Regions from separate parts of the Homo sapiens genome. Here region 2 is linked to region 1. A link is an interaction called in ENCODE POLR2A ChIA-PET data of the cell type or tissue named here. Cell type or tissue: Panc1. All regions are shown on one strand. Each heading gives the region's core, and the rest is flanking DNA. Links, peaks and the distances in the headings are about the cores only.

The links. ChIA-PET counts read pairs that join two places held together with the same protein. Peaks named below come from ENCODE experiments on the same cell type or tissue, not always from the same donor. Only the 100,000 strongest peaks of a DNase experiment are listed, where the experiment ranks them.
Region 2: POLR2A ChIA-PET joins it to region 1 with 14 read pairs; 2 of 35 experiments call an interaction of 5 or more read pairs at or near these places.

Annotation. Positions count from the first base shown.
Region 1 is chr1:70,154,088-70,159,087 of GRCh38, reverse strand. It overlaps LRRC40 (leucine rich repeat containing 40), which reads left to right. Exons shown (of 15, transcript NM_017768.5): 11 at 3,292-3,399. Among named protein-coding and RNA genes, the nearest start is that of LRRC40, 49 kb to the left of the region's middle. RefSeq lists an enhancer at 2,188-2,482. In Panc1, for the core only: no CTCF peak of the experiment used is centred there; a DNase peak (open chromatin) is centred at 2,337.
Region 2 is chr1:70,376,912-70,384,518 of GRCh38, reverse strand. No RefSeq gene overlaps it. Among named protein-coding and RNA genes, the nearest start is that of LINC03102, 20 kb to the right of the region's middle. In Panc1, for the core only: no CTCF peak of the experiment used is centred there; no DNase peak of the experiment used is centred there.

The DNA of each region.
Region 1 (5,000 bases), core at 1-5,000:
TCAGAGTACTTGACTTAGAGTAATAATAATTGCAAAAAACCATGATGAAATAGAAGGATATTAAAAGTATAATAAAAATAGAAGGATATTAAAAATATAAATGACCTTCAGTGTCCATTCCTTCTGCAGTTTGTGTTTTACTATGCTTGAGAGAGAGATGGTTTTGTTAATAGTGATATTTTTATAATGGGAACATTTTATTGTTATAAAAAAAAAGAATGACAGTATTGATAATAAAGTTCTTTGACTCAGTAATCAGCATCCAAAGAGAATTTCATATTGGTGGGTGTCTATGTTAGTAAATAAGAAACTAGTATTTTAGTTAATGAAAACCTTGACCAGCAGGCAAAGCTTGAGAGGTTGTACCCTGCTAATTTATCTGAACACAAGTCAAATAATGTATCATAGTAATAATGTGCTGTGGTAGCAAATATTCCAAAACTGAAAAAATTACAATGTTAGTATATAAATTGAGACAAAGCCAAAAAATTTTAAATATTTTTTATGGAAGTATATGAAATTGGGAAAAGAAGATACCTATGCAGAGATTGAAGGTAGTTGTAAAGTATCCTTTCAGTACTGTCTAAGGCAACAACAACAAAAACATAAGCAATACTGTCAAAATTTTTGTAGCAATTGGTTCATTTATGGGTATTGTAGTGAAAATACAAAAGAATATAGACTGAAGTCAGATAGGTGACTAGATTTATTCAAGAATCTACACAGCCAACATCAGTGTATGGTCTTTTATCCTTAATGTATCAGTAGGAACTATCTTCTTAGCAGTCAGGATACAGTCTCCATTTCACATTTGTTGTGTTTCATTCATATTGTTCTCACCTCTTGCCTGCCACTCTTAGAAATCACTACTCTAAGCTAAGTTTCTTTTGCCACGCTAACACAGGTAGCACTCTTCTGTACTTACATTTGACTCTTTCTTACAGAGCATGGCAACTTAGCTTTTTTTTTTTTTTTTTTTTTTTTTTTTGAGGCAGGGTCTTGCTCTGTTGCCCAGGTTGGAGTACAGTGGCGTTATCTCGGCTCACTGTAACCTCAACCTCCTGGCTCAAGCGATTCCCCCACCTCAGCCTCCCAAGTAGCTGGAACTGCTGCACGCTATCCTGCCCAGCTAATTTTTTTATTTTTTGTAGAGATGGGGCCTCTCTGTGTTACCCAGGCTGTTCTTGAACTCTTGAGCTCAAGTGATCCTCCTGCCTCAGCTTCTCAAAGTGCTGGGATTACAGGCATAAGCCACCATGCCTGGCCAACTTAGCATATCTTATCTTCCAAATAATATACCCATTTATTCAGTAGATATTTTTGGAGTCTACTAAGTATCACATTCTGTGCTAGGTATCATAAATAAACTGATTGATGAGACAGACTTCATTCCTGCCTTAGGCTTTTTTTAGCTTAGAATTTCTTTTATGCCTGACTTCTGGCTTCCATTCCCTCATATACAGATACCATTTATTGAGTCTCTATTCTAAGGGGATCTAGGGTGTTGTACTAGGTACATATGCTGTTGCTTTTAATCATGCAGACAATCTATAAAGTAGTATTGGTCCAATTTTATTTGGGATAACCATTTCTACTTCTTAAAGGCACAGATATCACAAAAGCATAATCTTAGATTACTTTGATTCTAAATTTATTCGGATTTGTTTTTCTTAAAGACTTTAACTGGAAAGGAGTGTCTTATTTAAAATATAAATTATCAATCTCAAGGCATAAATGCTTTCAACTAAAATTTTTAAATAGCATGAATCTTTTAAGTCTGACTAGCATGAGTCAGTTCCCCATGAACTTGAGCATTTGTGATTGAAGAGATGAAAATGCTGCATCTACACAGAAGAAAATGGGATGCTAAAGCAGAAGTAGAAGGTATAATAACTGTGAAATGTAGGCTGTCTTTACATATTTGTATTACAATGCATTTCTTATACAGTTCTTCCATATTATACATTATATGTAATGTTTTTCTGTTCATAGTCATTCATTTGGCATTCCGTTGAAGTTTCTTGAAGGTAGATGACATTGTATTAAGCACTAATAATTTTAAAAGAAGAATGTAAGGATAATGGCTAATTATTACATTAAAAAAACAGTTAAATCTGCAAATGTTAGAGTTCTATATAGTAGTCCCGCTTATCCACAGTTTCACTTTCTGCAATTTGGGTTACTTGTGATCAGGTGCAGTCCGAAAATATTAAACGGAAAATTCCAGATGTAAACAATTTATAAGTTTTAAATTGTGCACATTCTGAGTAGCATCATGGAATTTTATGCTATCCCTCTCTGACCTGCCCTCTGTGACCTGTCATGTCTCATGACCTGGGACATGAATCATCCCTTTGTCAGCATATCTATGCTGTATATGCTGCCCATCCTTAGTCACTTAGTAGTCATCTTGTTATCAGATTGAAAAAATATGGTGTATACTATATAGGATTCAGTCCTCTCAGAAGATTCTGGCATCCCCGGGGGGTCTGGATAAAGGGGAACTACTGTATTTTCATTTAAGATTAAATTTATATTTTATTGAAAACCTTACTGAAAATTTTAATAAAGAGGAAATTTATTTATATTTACATTTGAAAACATGTGGCATAAATAACAATAAATAGTCCTTCAGATTCTAATGTCACAGAACTGAGATTCAGGGGAGGTAAGTTATAAAGCTCATTAATGGTAGAAATAGGAATAGTTTAATCTCAGTCCACTGCTCTGTCTACCTTGTCACATACTAAAGGAGAGAGAAATTGGTCCAGGTTACTAAATTAAAATTAAACTAATTTTAAATTAATTAAACTAATTTTAGTTAGTTTAGTATAATGTTGAACTTTTTAAAAAAGTTATTATCTTGTAGAAATTATATACCCAAACAAATTTGACAGAAAACTCCTCTTATAGATTTTTAAGATGGGGCAACAACTAGCTTTTAAAATTATAGATTTAATTCTACTCAGAGGTAAAGGAATGGGCTCCATTTGCTATATGACTTGTAGATATCTTAGACTCCAAAGATAAATATCTATTTTTATTCACATTGAGTATATGAATGCCCAGAAAATGTAGCACAATATGTTATAACACAATATGTTGTCTGAATTCCTAACAGTGAACCTTTTATGGCTTGGTAGATTATGTGGCATTTGTTACAAAATTTTATAATCAATGGCTTTGAAAAATTTCATAAAATCTTTAAACACCTTTAAAAATGAAGAGTAATAATCATATCTTTTTGGACTGCTAAGAATGGTTCGTTTTTTAAAACCATTTTTCATTTAGTGATAAACAAGCAACTTTGATTCCTGATGAGGTGTTTGATGCAGTAAAAAGCAACATCGTCACTTCTATTAACTTCAGTAAGAATCAACTATGTGAAATTCCAAAAAGGTAAGAACTATGATGCCATGTCTATAGGTTGTGACTCATTCTGTTGTTTTTCCATCTTGGTTTTTAAATTGGTTTTTCCATATTGGTTTTTAAATTTAAAACTATATGTAAAAATTTTTACATTATTAATATTAGAGGGATTTAGCAAAATGTCATTAAGTATTTACTGACACAATTTTATCATTTGTTCTGAGAGGTATAGAGGTTTTAAAAAAATTTGTTTCTTTTTCTTTTATGTTTAAACTTGGAAAATGGGTATAAGAATTATTAAAAACATTATTTTTCCCATATAATGAAATATAGGGAATTATATATACTCTCACATAATGAAATATTAGGGAAAATTGTTAAGAGACTGTCTAACATCAGGTCCATGTGGATTAATAGGAATTTCCATTTGGGGCTTTATGTTAATGAATTGCCAAGCCACTAATTTTTCCACTGATAGGAAAAGCAAAATTAACTGAAGCCTGTTAATATTTTTCTCCTAGAAAAGGATTCTTCACATGCAGTCATTTGCTTTATACATTGTACTGTTAAATACATTTTTTGTTGTTAATTACAGCAAAATCTTTAGATTATGAGTGTTAATTTAGTATATTGTTGAACTTTAAAAAACATTTGTTATCTAGCAGTAAACTATATACCCAAAGAAAGCTGACAGATAATCTAGCAATTAAAACAACCCAATGTGAGACAGGATAGGGTACTGATAAGGAACTTGAGCAATATAGTCAATTGCTTATACCATATCCCAGACCTGCTGTATAGTTTTTGGACAGGTTAACTAGCTGTTCTTAGTTTTCTCACCTGTGAAATAGGGATAATAATAGTGCCTGTTTATAAGAATTAAACTAAATGACATAATCCACACAAAGCATTTAACTAGAGCCTAATGCTTTTATGCACGTAAATACTTAAGAGGAAAAAAAAAGGTGATGTCGTGGAGGAGAGTGATGTGATGAATTGAGAAAGTTGAATGACTTTCATCTGACTATCAAAAATTTTTTAGATGTTTAAAGCTTTTAAAAAGTGAGACAAAATATAATTTGCTTTCTATTTCTCAGAGCATAGTTTAGGGAATGTAGATCTTAAAAGACGACAAATTTAAGATAGTCCATTGCAAAAGGGATCTCTAATCCATCTTCTGGTTCTCTCTTGTTTTAAAGGACTGAGAGGATATTTGATAGAATTGAGCATTTAGATTTGCTCTCAGATAGGACAAGTTTGCTTTGGGCGGGGGGTCCTGGATCAAATAAGTTAATTGGGAATAAAGATATACTTAAGAGACATTACTTATTATTTACTGCCTCATTTTATCTCACTATCTGGCTCTTCTTTTGCAAAATAATGTCATTCTGTTGACACAGCTATTATATCACATTTTGAGCAACTTAGAATGTCAAGAAAATAATCAAGACATGCCTTATTACATGGACATGTTGCATTAAAAAAGCCATGCTTTTCTCTAGAAAGTTCCCAAACCACTTTCCCTTTTTAAAAAAATTTTAATGAACAATTCATGCTTTTCACCAAAGATTATAAAAATAATACATATTCATAAAATTTTGGAATAAATAAAGGAATATATCAGTTGTAGT
Region 2 (7,607 bases), core at 2,608-7,607, 220 kb before region 1:
TTTCGCCATGTTGGTCAAACTGGTCTTGAACTCCTGGCCTCAAGCAATCTGCCTACCTCAGCCTCCCAAAATGCTGGGATTACAGGCATGAGCCACCATGCCTAGACTTATTCCTGTTTTAAAGCTAAGAAAACTAGTGCCTATAAAGTTTACGTGTTTTTCCAGGGTCACAAAGCAAGTGATAGAGTCTAGATTCAAATCCAGCTTGTCTGATTATAAGTTTAGTGTCTCTCCTACAATATCATAAAGGTACCATACATTTTGCTTAGCTGTCATGTTTGTCTATCACTAACAACCTTACTATTTGTCTTTTTAATGTACATATTTTCTCTTCATTGGTAGATTTTAAGCATCTTACTGGCAGAAACCGTTTTTTAGATAAATTTTGTATCACTTTTGTAGGCAAACGGAGATGTATAACAATAATAGAATTATAACCTATTGCAGGAGTGATAAAATACCCTCATAATATTGTTCGTAATAAAACAAACAATAAGTCTAGTGCCTTGACCCCATAAAAATTTATTTATTATGATGAAAATGCTAAGCTTGGGATGATAATTACAAGTTTAGAATGATGATTAATTGGGGGTGTTTGAGTTGATGCTATAACCTATGTATGACGTATATACCACTGACGAGCCTCACAATCTGCTGTGCAATAAAAATAACAAAATGGGATTGGGGAAGACCACTCAAAACCTATGCAAATCTATGGCCAAACTTCTATTAAAAAAACTCAAAAAACAATTGGTCCCCCCTCACCCTCCTCCCCTGAGAAACTTTGGACGGTCAAGTAGGCAGCTCGTTGTATCTGCAAACTGCTTCAGGGGATACTAAAAATGCAAAACAGCAATAGAGTAGAAATGCTGGCATGCTGGCATGCAGTTGTGAAGACAGTGTAGATGGAAGACCACTGAGCTATAGAGGGGCATCTGTAAAGGTATGCAGAGGAGAAAGTACAACCTGTACAAGCTGATAGTTCAGCAAGGCTAGAGGTGCACCTCCCTGGGGAGGAGCTATGAAACAAAGTACTCATTTTTCTATTTCTTAAAATAGACCTGAAGGGATTCCTGCCTGTGCAGCATCCAAGCTGAGGGTATTTTATCACTCCTGCAATAGGTTATAATTCTATTATTGTTATACAGCTCCCTTTGCCTACAAAAAATTGCTCTGAATTTATTCAACTTTCAAATTATACTGATATGATGTCCTATATGCCAATTGTGTATTAGCTAATTGTTGTTACATACATATGCTATAGCAGAATAGACTGTATCTTGCTGGGGTGAAGACAATAATAAGCACATCACTCTGAACCCAGACTGCCCAACCCAAACCTGGTTCTACCATGTATACCTTTTTTTTTAATCTTGAAGCCCAATTTACTTAACTTTAAATGAGGGTAATCATGGTATCTAACTCATAGGAATAAATGAGTTAATATAGGCAAAGCCTATGTAGTAATACCTCAATAAATGTTGCCATAAACTTGGAATAACTAACAAGACCAGTGAAAGACACAGGAACTAGTGCAAAGCAGCCCTTAGTTGCAAGGTCCTGGGTGACAGCAGGCTGCAAAATCAAGGAGGAAGTGAGAATTTGATCTAAAGTTAAAGATTCACCACAAAAAACCTAGTAGAAGGAGAAAGTACTTAAGGAAACAGAACATGGATACATTCCCAGAGGCAACTGTAAGTGGAAGGCAGGGTTCATTGGCAGGCAGTGAACAATTACAGGAGATTGACTTACAGAATCCACAGTCCAGATCCAGTATGTAAAGACTGGTCAATAACTGAATGAGAGTAATACTTTTATTTCTACAAAGAACAATGAAGATTCCCAAGTTAAGGAAAAGTCACCTATTTTTAGGGTCCTGTGATAGTGTGCTAAGGGTTGCTATTGTCCAATTTTTTACTTTGTTTCTTTGGTTGTCATTGCCATTTTGTTTCCTTTAAGTCCCTGAAATTATGTTATTGTAAGATTTCAGGTAAGATTAACCAAACACATTTTGCCCAGATAAAGAATTACTGTAAAAGATCAACTCAACCCACTACCTAAGTACTCTGAAGTTCCTGAGAGTGCCCTCTTTGGAAAGCAGAGAAGATGGAAGACGGATAGAGGGTTGGAGGGTGGGGGAGCTAAATCCTGAGAAAGTTATCCGAGATGGGGAAAGATCCCTGAAGGAGAAACCTATGCAGGGCATGCCAACAGCTGAAAAAATTACACTTATCCTCTCAGTTGGCCACTAGTATTGGAATTAGGGGTGGTGGTTTGTTATTCACTGCGTGAGTCCTGACACCAGTTCAATAAGGTGTTGCATTTGTTTGCCAAATAGTATTTTCACACTCTCTAAGGTTGCAATAAACGTACCATATTCTTCTGACCTCCCTGCACTCCCAAAAGCTTCATCCTTCAACAATCTCATATCAGTTGCGGTTCACTGGTTCTTAGTCAGGATAGAGCCTTGTATAGTCCAATGGAACTCATATCCAAGCCATGGTCATTAGACAGACATTAGACAGAAGCTTTTATTTATTTTATTTTTTTCTTTTTGAGAAGAGTCTTGCTCTGTCGCCCAGGCTGGAGTGCAGTGGTGCGATCTTGGCTCATTGCAACCTCTGCCTCCCAGGCTCAAACAATTCTCTTACCTCAGCCTCCTGAGTAGCTGGGGATTACAGGTGCCCGCAACCACACCTGGCTAATTTTGGATTTTTAGTAGAGACGGGGTTTCGCCATATTGATCAGGCTGGTCTGGAACTCCTGAGCTCAAGTGATCTGCCCACCTCAGCCTCCCAAAGTGCTGGGATTATAGGCTTGAGCCACCTGCACCTGGCCATTTGCTTAGTTTTTTTGAGCTGTGAGTAATTTAAGTAGTGTACTTTTTAAAATAAAGCTTCATGAGTCTTCTCAATGAAGCTGTAAATGCACACGGTTATACAGATTTCAGTGTTTTCAGTAAAATGTCTGGGTCTTTCCCAGAAATCACAATATTTAACACATACTATGTACAAAGCATTATTGTAAGTGCTTCATATGTATTCACTTGTTTAATCCTCATAATAACCATATGAAATGGAAACTACTATAATTCCTTTATAGGTAAGGAAACTGAGATACAGAAAAGTCAAATAACTTGCCTAAAGAAGTTAGTCTGAGCACAACCCAACTGGTTGTGAATGACAATTCCCTATTCATACAATCACTGACCCACTCTGCTCTGTAAGGTGATGTCATTGTAATATACTGGATCTGGTTTGAAACAAATACTGGAAACTTTATAGGCCATATCAGAATCTCACTTATAATTCAGTAAATAGGGCCATCTAAAGGTCTTTTAAAGGTTTTTATCTACCAGAAGATCGACCTTTCAGTTAATTCTTATATTTGGGACAGCTGGTTATATAATATTTTGGAATATTATATGAATCCCCTTCAAAGTAGTTATTATGACCACTAGTACTAATCACTTGCTAAATCTACTTTCTGCTTGGTTATCATATATTACCAATGGGGCTGATCAGTCTATTTGATTCCAACATAGTATCTACTTTTTCAGGAAGCATTTGGGTCAGTTAGAGTTCTCTATGTAGTTATATCTTGTTTATACAGCTAGAAAAAAGTAAACACCTATATTTTATAAACAGATGCATACTTAAAATATGTGTTTTTTTCTTTTTATCATCTTTTCCACATGTTCTAGAACACCTATATATTAATGTTTCCTTTTTAAATTAATATCAGTAAAAATTGGCCCGGTGCGGTGGCTCATGCCTGAAATCCCAACACTTTGTGAGGCCGAGGTGGGCGCATCACTATGTCAGGAGTTCGAGACCAGCCTGACCAACATGGCAAAACCCCGTCTCTACTAAAAATACAAAAATTAGCTGGGTTTGGTGGTGCATGCCTGTAATCCCAGCTACTCAGGAGGCTGAGGCAGGAGAATCACTTGAACCTGAAATCGTGCCACTGCACTCCAGCCTGGGTGACAGAATGAGACTCCGTCTCAAAAAAAAATCAGTAAAAATTGAATATCTCCTATTATATTCACACTTTTATATTAAAACTAACTTTTGCACATATTATACTAATCTTCATTTTTCCAGTATAATTATTAATTTATGAGCTTTATATATGCAATTTGTTCCAATTAAGAATAATAATAATAATTTTGATACTCAAATGTGGTGGGTGGGAACTGCTTTAAGATGTCTCCTTTGTCCTTTAAACATTGTCACTAAAATTTTGGAAATTATCCTTGCTTTTTAGTAATACTATTAATAGACAGATGAATAGATAGATAAATAAATTTCCATTTTTTTTTTCTACCCTAAGACTTAGAATCAGTCACCCTCTATGGAATCTTTTTTTTTTTTAAAGTTTAGTAGGTAGTAAGTACACACTCATTGTTGGCTATAAGTACACGTACAAAGCCCATGACTAGTTCCTCTTCATTGGTAACTACCCCTCCTTCATCTCATCCACAGAGTGCTACATGCCCCCATGTTATTACAATGCAGCCTCATCTTTTGACTATAGTTGTTTCACCTGAGACCGAGTATTCTTTGAGACCCTAGGTCCAATTTCCCTTTGTAGGCCTTTATTTTTTTTTTCCTCTTAAGACATAATTGGGGCCGGGTATAGTGGCTCACACCTGTAATCCCAGCACTTCGGGAGGCTGAGGTGGGTCAATCACTTGAGGTCTGCAATTTGAGACCAGCCTGGCCAACACAGCAAAACCCTGCCTCTACCAAAAATACAAAAAATTACCCAGGCGTGATGATGTGCACCTGCAATCCCAGCTACTGGGGAGGCTGAGGCATGAGAATCGCTTGAATCCAGGAGACAGAGGTTGCAGTGAGCCAAGATCTGTCACTGCACTCCAGCCTGGGTGACAGGGTGAAACTGTGTCTCAAAAAAACAAAACAAAATAAACAAACAAAAGAAACCAAACATAATTGGGATTAGCTAATTAGCAAATTAGTAAATTATTATTACTTTTTCACCAAAGTAAATTACTTAAAAATCTCTATACATTTTCTCCTAAAGATAAAAGACACATGTATCTGGCTTGGCTTTAGCTGGTTCAATCAGCCATGACTGATGAGATGGGTCAGAGAGTCATAGAAGATAAAACCTGCCTTGTTTTATTGTTTAGGGATGAAAGGGAAATTTCATGAAGAGGGAGGGAGTGTTGTTGTGTGCCAACCAGGCAACCCAAAAGTATCTAATACAAACTTATAAGTTAAACAAATGATCTCTAAGATAAATTATTGATATTCTAGAGCAGGACAGTCCTATAGAACGTTCTGTGAGGATGCAAATGCTTGCTATCTGTACTATCCAATATGGTAGCCACTAGACATCCATGCTTTTCAGTAATTGAAATGTCACTAGTGCAACTGAAGAAATAAAATTAGTTTTATATGATTTAAATCAATTTAAATTTAAAAAGCCATGTGTGGCTAGCAGTTAGTGGGCAGCACAAGTTTAGAATTCTTGTCGAACCATTGTAGAACAGAATTATTATAACATGCTTATTTAAAACTTCAGAACCTGGAATCAATCCTGGGTACAAATTTGGTCTTTGCCATTAATTATCTGAATAAATGCAAGTAAGCTGGGCCAGGTGCAGTGGCTCATGCCTGTAATCCCAGCACTTTGGGAGGCCGAGGTGGGTGGATCACCAGGTCAGGAGTTCGAGACCAACCTGGCCAATATATAGTGAAACACTGTTTCTACTAAAAATACAAAAATTAGCTGGGCATGGTGGCACACGCCTGTAATCCCAGCTACTTGGGAGGCTGAGGCAAGAGAATCACTTGAACCCAGGAGGCAGAGGTTGCAATGAGCCAATATCACGCCATTGCACTCCAACCTGTGCAACAAGAGCTAAACTCTGTCTCAAAAACAAACAAACAAAAAAGGAAAACAACAAATGCAAGTAAGCTACTTTACTTATGCAAGCCTCTGTTGTTGTTGTTGTTGTTGTTTTCAACAAAAAATAGAAATAATAATCCCGATTTTACAGGATAGTGCTACTCAAAATGTAGTTTGGACATCAGTACCCGTCAAAGAACTATTTGTTACTGATCAGAAGTTAAGAATAAGTATTAAGAAACTTTTATAGAAATTTAACAGAGTAATTTTATGTCTTTTCAATCTAATACAATTTTGGGGGCTGGGTGCAGTGGCTCACACCTGTAATCTCAGCACTTTGGGAGGCCAAGGTGGGTGGATCACCTGAGGTCAAGGAGTTCAAGACCAACCTGCACAACATATAGTGAAACCCCGTCTCTACTAAAAATACAAAAATTAGCTGGGTGTGGTGGTGCACACCTGTAGTCCCAGCTACTTGGGAGGCTGAGGCAAGAGAATCACTTGAACCCAGGAGGTGGAGGTTGTAGGTAGCTGAGATTGTGCCACTGCACTCCAGCCCAGGTGACAGTGCAAGACTCCGTCTCAAAAAAAAAAAAAAAAAAAGGCAAATCAATCTAATACAATGTTGTATGACATTTAAATTTTTCATTTTCGTAGCAAAAAAAAAAAGGCTTCAGTGAAGATGAAAGTAAGGAGATGCTGAAGTAACATAAGCTGGATGTTAAAAAAAAAAAAAAAAATAGGTACAAGCCGGGCATGGTGGCTCACGTCTATAATCCCAGCACTTTGGGAGGCCGAGGTGGGTGGATCACCTGAGATCAGAAGTTCAAGACCAGCCTGGCCAACATGGCAAAACCCCCTCTCTACTAAAAATACAAAAAAAATGTAGCTGGGCATGGTGGCGAGCACCTGTAATCCCAGCTACTCCTGAGGCTGAGGCTGGAGAATTGCTTGATCCCAGGAGGCAGAGGTTGCAGTGAGCCAAGATCAAGCTGTTGCACTCCAGCCTGGGTGACAACAGTGAAACTCTCTCTCAAAAAAAAAAAAAAAAATAGGTACAGCAAAACAACACATATGATAAATAGCCATAGCATCAAACTGAAATTATGTTCAAAATGAAATAATCCTTGTACAGCATACAATAGAGCATCAAAAGAAACAACAGCACATATCTAGGACTTGTTGAAAATTCAGAAATAAAGAACAATAGAAAATGCTTGTTAGGCCAGGCCTGGTGGCTCACGCTTGTAATCCCAGCACTTTGGGAGGCCAAGGCAGGTGGATCATCTGAGGTCAGGAGTTTGAGACCAGCCTGGCCAACATGGTGAAACCCCGTCTCTACTAAAAATACAAAAATTAGCCAGGCGTGGTGGTGGGCACCTGTAGTCCCAGCTACTCGGGAGGCTCAGGCACAAGAATTGCCTGAACCCAGCAGGCAAGGCTGTGGTGAGCCAAGGTCATGCCACTGCACTCCAGCCTGGACGACAGAGACAGACCTGTCTGGAAAAAAAAAAAAAAAAAAAGGCCAGGGCAGTGGCCCACGCCTGTAATCCCAGCACTTTGGGAAGCCAAGGCAGGTGGAACACCTGAGGTCATGAGTTTGAGACCAGGCTGGCCAACATGATGAAACCCTGTCTCTGCTAAAATTAGCCGGGCATGGTGGTGTGCACCTGTAGTCCCAGCTACTTGGGAGGCTGAGGCACGAGAATTGCTTGAACGTGGGAGGT